2 separate regions of the Homo sapiens genome follow, and region 2 is linked to region 1. The links are chromatin loops, found by intact Hi-C in ENCODE. Cell type or tissue: mammary epithelial cell. All regions are shown on one strand. Each heading gives the region's core, and the rest is flanking DNA. Links, peaks and the distances in the headings are about the cores only. Region 1 overlaps TANC1 (tetratricopeptide repeat, ankyrin repeat and coiled-coil containing 1). Region 2 overlaps TANC1 (tetratricopeptide repeat, ankyrin repeat and coiled-coil containing 1).

Region 1 (2,805 bases), core at 122-2,621:
AACAGAGAGATAGACCAATGGAACAGAACAGAGGCCTCAGAAATGACATCACACATCTACAACCATCTGATCTTTGACAAACCTGACAAAAACAAGGAACACGGAAAGGATTCCCTATTTGATAAATCGTGCTGGGAAAACTGGCTAGCCATATGTAGAAAGCTGAAACTGGATCCCTTCCTTATACCTATACAAAAATTAATTCAAGATGGATTAAAGACTTAAATGTTAGACCTAAAACCATGAAAGCCCTAGAAGAAAACCTAGGCAATACCATTCCGGACATAGGCACGGGCAAAGACTTCATGACTAAAACAATTTTGGCAACAAAAGCCAAAATTGACAAATGGGATCTAATTAAACTAAAGAGCTTCTGCACAGCAAAAGAAACTACCATCAGAGTGAACTGGCAACCTACAGAATGGGAGAAAATTTTTGCAATCTACCCATCTGACAAAGAGCTAATACCCAGAATCTACAAAGAACTTAAGCAAATTTTCAAGAAAAAATCAAACAACCCCATCAAAAAGTGGGCAAAGGAAATGAACAGACACTTCTCAAAAGAAGACATTTATGCAGCCAACAGACACATGAAAAAATGCTCATCATCCACTGGTCATCAGAGAAATGCAAATCAAAACCACAATGAGATACCATCTCACACCAGTTAGAACGGCGATCATTAAAAAGTCAGGAAACAACAGGTGCTGGAGAGGATGTGGAGAAACAGGAACACTTTTACACTGTTGGTGGGATTGTAAACTAGTTCAACCATTGTGGAAGACAGTGTGGTGATTCCTCAAGGATCTAGAACTAGAAATACCATTTGACCCAGCCATCCCATTACTGGGTATATACTCAAAGGACTATAAATCATTATACTATAAAGACACATGCACATGTATGTTTATTGTGGAACTATTCACAATAGTAAAGACTTGGAACCAACCCAAATGTCCATCAATGATAGACTGGATTAAGAAAATGTGCCACATATACACCATGGAATACTATGCAGCCATAAAAAAGGATGAGTTCATGTCCTTTGTAGGAACATGGATGAAGCTGGAAACTATCATTCTCAGCAAACTATCACAAGGACAGAAAACCAAACACTGCATGTTCTCACTCATAGGCGGGAATTGAACAATGAAAACATTTGGACACAGGGCGGGAAACATCACACACGAGGGCCTGTCATGGGGTGGGAGGATGGGGGAGGGATGGCATTAGGAGAGATACCTAATGTAAATGATGACTTAATGGGTGCAGCAAACCAACATGGCACATGTATACATATGTAAGAAACCTGCACATTGTGCACACGTACCCTAGAACTTAAAGTATAATAATAATAATTTTTTACAAAAAGCCTCAACTCACGTTCAGCGACAGCTTGCAAATGCTGCAAGAGCTTCTAAGCACCCTAGGTTTTTCCTACATAAGGTTGATGACCTCACTGGCATAGTATCTAAGCATTCACTGCAGGACAGCACCACCTGGTGAACAGTCGTAGCTCAAATACCTGAGGTTTCCCAGGACAGGCTCATAAAAGGGAGAGGGCCCTGGCAGCCAGGAAGGGAATCGTCTCCCAGCTGCTGCATGTCCTTCAGCCAAGTCTCCTTTCATAAAGCACACCTCAGCAGAAAAGGGAGACTCCTCATCTGTCCTAACCACAACCGACAGACAAGTATAAAAGAATACCCATCACAGCCCACAGCACGCCCACTCTCACAGCATGCCCGCTCTCAGACCCTCTGTCCGGAGGACCCACAGATGCGTGTGCACCCTTAAAATTAAATCTAACAGGTCATGTACACATAGACATGCACTTTCTCTTTGGCCTCTTCCCCACCTACAGCAACCCATTTATAAAACTTCTGTAAGGGCAGCAGGGGAAAAGTCCTTTCTGAGTTTAAAGCTACAAAGGCACCACTATAAATTACAGAGTCGCAGAGATCTCAAGGAAGGCAGCTTCCTGAGAGGAGGAAGACTGTCCCTCCAGCCTGTTTTTGTGGTGATGAGATCACAGAGTTTAGATTCTGTATTTGGTCCTACATGGGTTTTAAGGGCCTTCTTTAGTAATTACAGAAAGGAAAAAGGAAGGTCAATGAGACCAGAGAAACTGAGTGGTGTTTGAGAGGTTACTTATAACTACAGCGAGATCACCTATCAGACGCAGAAAAGAAACTATGCCTTGAGATTTTTGTTGTTGTTCTTCAGAATAAATTTTAGATTAGCAAAAAAATTATGAACTTTTACTGTTTTGGCATTCCTGTGTTCAAAGGCCTTTTTCAATGCACAACCCAGCATTTGGGCCCATGATAGTTTTGAAAAAATGAGCATTACACCACAAAATATTCTCATGTAAAAGATGACAAAATATACTTATTGTGGGAATTTTTCTGAAACCTAAAACACAGGAGGTTAGAGACTAGCTGAATGAGAATTTCAAATGCCCATCAATAGCTTTTTCTTTTCAGATCTAATTTCCCACTGACTCCTTCAAAAAAAAACTTCATAGAGAATTATTACAGTTTACCTCGTGGTCATCACTTTCTTGCAAGGATGAACAGACACACTTCAAATTTGTTTATCCAATAGAAGTATTCATCAAAAAAATTTTTTTTCTCCCAAGTACCCTTCTAAAGCCTAGCACTGGGCCTCCTCAGACCACAAGACAAAGGCTACTGTATGTGTTCATGGACCAAAGCATGTCTCCATCGATTCCATGTGACGGTCCAAATCCTCCAGCTGTAAAGGGTTCTGCAGCATTGAACACTGCTTTGACTACAATGTGAGGCC
Region 2 (2,805 bases), core at 224-2,723, 120 kb before region 1:
CATTTTGGGCAATGGACATTTTTGTCTTTATAAACACCACCTTCCACATGTGTTTTCTCTCTTTCCACTAGCTATCAGGAAACTTAGGAGTAAAGCTTTCTGCCCACTTATAAGAAGAATACAGTCTTATGAATGTGACTCCTCAATGCATCTTTTCTCTTGCCCTATTTCATACTTTCCCCAACTCATACCTTCATGGAAAAGGAAAAATCTTGGTTTATTACATGTCTGTTTTGAGCATTTCAAATTCACTGGTGAGGAATTAAGTAATGATCCTTAAGAAATCACAACAGTGGCTAAGATGAATATTGGAATACTGTTTACTATATGCCAGGCTTCATTCTAAGTTCTTTTTGCACTTCAACTCACTGACTCTCATTAACAGCCCTATGGACAGGAAAGCCCCAGAATGCCCTAAGTCCCACTCTATCCTAGAATGGGGCTCTACATGGTTTTTTTTTGTTTCGAGACAGGGTCTCGCTCTGTTGCCCAGGCTGGAGTACAGTGGTGCAATGACAGCTCACTGCAGCCTCGACCTCACGGGCTCAAACGATCTTTCCACCTCAGCCTCCTGAGTAGCTGGGACCACAGGCATGCACCACCAGCACCCCTGGCTCATTTTTAAGTTTTTTTGTAGAAACAAAATCTCCCTATGTTGCCCAGGCTGGTTTTGAACTAATGGGCTCAAGCGATCCTCCCACCTCAGCCTCACATGGTGATGGGATAACAGGCGTGACCCACCATGCCCGGCCTCTCTACACTGCTCTGATCATACCATACTATTAAGACAAGACTTGGCATACATCCCAAATACATGTACTATAAATTATGTACATATACTATTATAATAGAAAATACGCATTTTGAGAGGACTCTCTGAAGAGAGTGATTTGTCCTTCCCTGGGTTGCAGAGAAAATTAGACATAAGGGCATATGTCAAGTGCCTCAGGCATCATGAATGCTCAGGAATGTTTTCCTCCCCACACAACTGAAGAAAAATAAAGTAGCACTTAAAAAGCAAACATTTTTTAACCTCTGTATTTAGCTTAGTGGTTGACAGGAAGAATTTAAAGTTAAAACACTGGACCAATGAATTAAGGATCAAACAAGAAAGGAACATAATGGCCGCTCATAAAAGTGGATGAAAGGAAGAAGTGAATAGAAAAGGAAAAGCCCACTACTGTAGCGAGACTGCCTCCTGTGACTAAGAACTTTCCAAATTAGGTTTCACTGCTGCAGAGGAAGTCCGATCAGGAAAAGATCAGAGACAAGTCAAGGCAACGCGCGCAGAAGTCTGTAGGCCTCTTGGCTGACAGGTGGCGTCCCTCTCTTGTGCACCCACACCTCACACCCAGCAGGCATTCAAGCCACCAGGCCACATTTTGGATTTTCCCAAGTGTGTAAGGGAAAGCCTGCACAATGAAACCGGCCTGACTTAAACCTTTCTGGCCAGAATTGCCAGACTGTACTTTTATTTCCACCCCTACCTAGGCCCGGCCACCTGCAAACTAACCAACCACAGAGAACAAAGTCCCTGGTTCACCTGCGGCCACAGCTTTTAACCTGAGGGGTCTAGTGAAGGCACTTAAGCCACCTTGCCTGGAATGCCAACAGAATGTCCCAGGTGGGACCCCCGCCCCAACCCTGCATGGTAACCTTCAGCTTCAGGAGACTTCTGGCTTCTCCTTCTGCAACTGCCCAGCCCCATCCAATGCGCCACAGGGCCCTGCTCCCTCTCTGGCCTTGCTCTGGGAGCCCCGTATGCTGGCTTGTGACAGCCAGATCTCTGTACGAAATTTCTAGCTCAGTGCTCACCTGTGTTGCGCAAGGCATGCTCTGCTATGACATGCAGCAAGGCCAGGGGCCCGAGCCGCACATTCCCAGCCACATTCATCAGGCTCTTCAACTAAGGAAACACCTAAAGGAATGGCTGGGAGCAGGTGGTGCTGGGCGGGGAGGATGGGACCCACCACACTGCCCAACTGAGAAGTCTCCAGAGACAAGTCTAAGGACTTAAATAACATGACATTTTCCAGAAAAAGCACAGTGTTTTGATAAAGCCTCACATAACCTGTGCACAGACACTGGAGCTTCTCACACAGTCTAATGACCCTTTTCCAGACTTTGGAAAAGAGTTCGATTAGTGGTATCATTATGCGCCCACAGCATACATCTTCCGTCAGAGGTATCAATCACTGTCATGTCTTAAATTCTTCTCAGTAATTCACAACTTGCTCAGACTCTCCACAGAACAGAAGACCATTTTGTAGTCCCACAAGTGGACAAGTTTTGACAATAGATGCTGTGCCTTATCTTTATTGTCCCAGTACTGAACATGCTTGCTCCTGGTACACAGTAGGCGCCAATAAATGCTTGCTACACCAATAGAACAGCCTGAAGAATCCAACTACAGTCTGAATAAAAGTACAGCAGGCTCTTTGCTGACTCAAATCATTGCCAAGAATTTCTTTCCCACATTAAGCATATTACCAAATTATATACATAAAGAAAAATTCTTCTCTTCACCCAAGAGATTTTAAAAAAAAGGCTTCTATAATTAAGGATGATTTTAAAAATTGCAGGCAACGTAGCAAAATGAATATTAACCCAGACTTGAAACAGTCTAAATAGTTATTACCAAATCAATTTCAAAGCATTTCAATTTAGTAGTGAGCAGGGCGATACAGGTGGCAACAAAGCAGTATTAGCATAAAATCAAAAGGGCAGGATTTACAACAAGTCAAAAAGGAAAATAAAGTACAATTAATTCATCTTTGTGTGCCTCTGCATCTGATTATCTCCCTT

Evidence for each region. Hi-C counts contacts between places; a loop is a spot of excess contacts. Peaks named below come from ENCODE experiments on the same cell type or tissue, not always from the same donor. Only the 100,000 strongest peaks of a DNase experiment are listed, where the experiment ranks them.
Region 2: it touches region 1 in a loop (5-fold over the local background); 2 of 110 quality-filtered maps call a loop at or near these places.

Annotation. Positions count from the first base shown.
Region 1 is chr2:159,034,918-159,037,722 of GRCh38, reverse strand. The region is part of intron 2 of TANC1 (tetratricopeptide repeat, ankyrin repeat and coiled-coil containing 1); the gene reads right to left. Among named protein-coding and RNA genes, the nearest start is that of TANC1, 68 kb to the right of the region's middle. In mammary epithelial cell, for the core only: a CTCF peak has its summit at 1,495 (motif pointing left); a DNase peak (open chromatin) is centred at 1,512.
Region 2 is chr2:159,156,021-159,158,825 of GRCh38, reverse strand. All of the region lies in intron 7 of TANC1 (tetratricopeptide repeat, ankyrin repeat and coiled-coil containing 1), which reads right to left. Among named protein-coding and RNA genes, the nearest start is that of MIR6888, 29 kb to the left of the region's middle. In mammary epithelial cell, for the core only: a CTCF peak has its summit at 1,315; DNase peaks (open chromatin) are centred at 1,285 and 1,825; H3K27ac peaks cover 2,222 bases.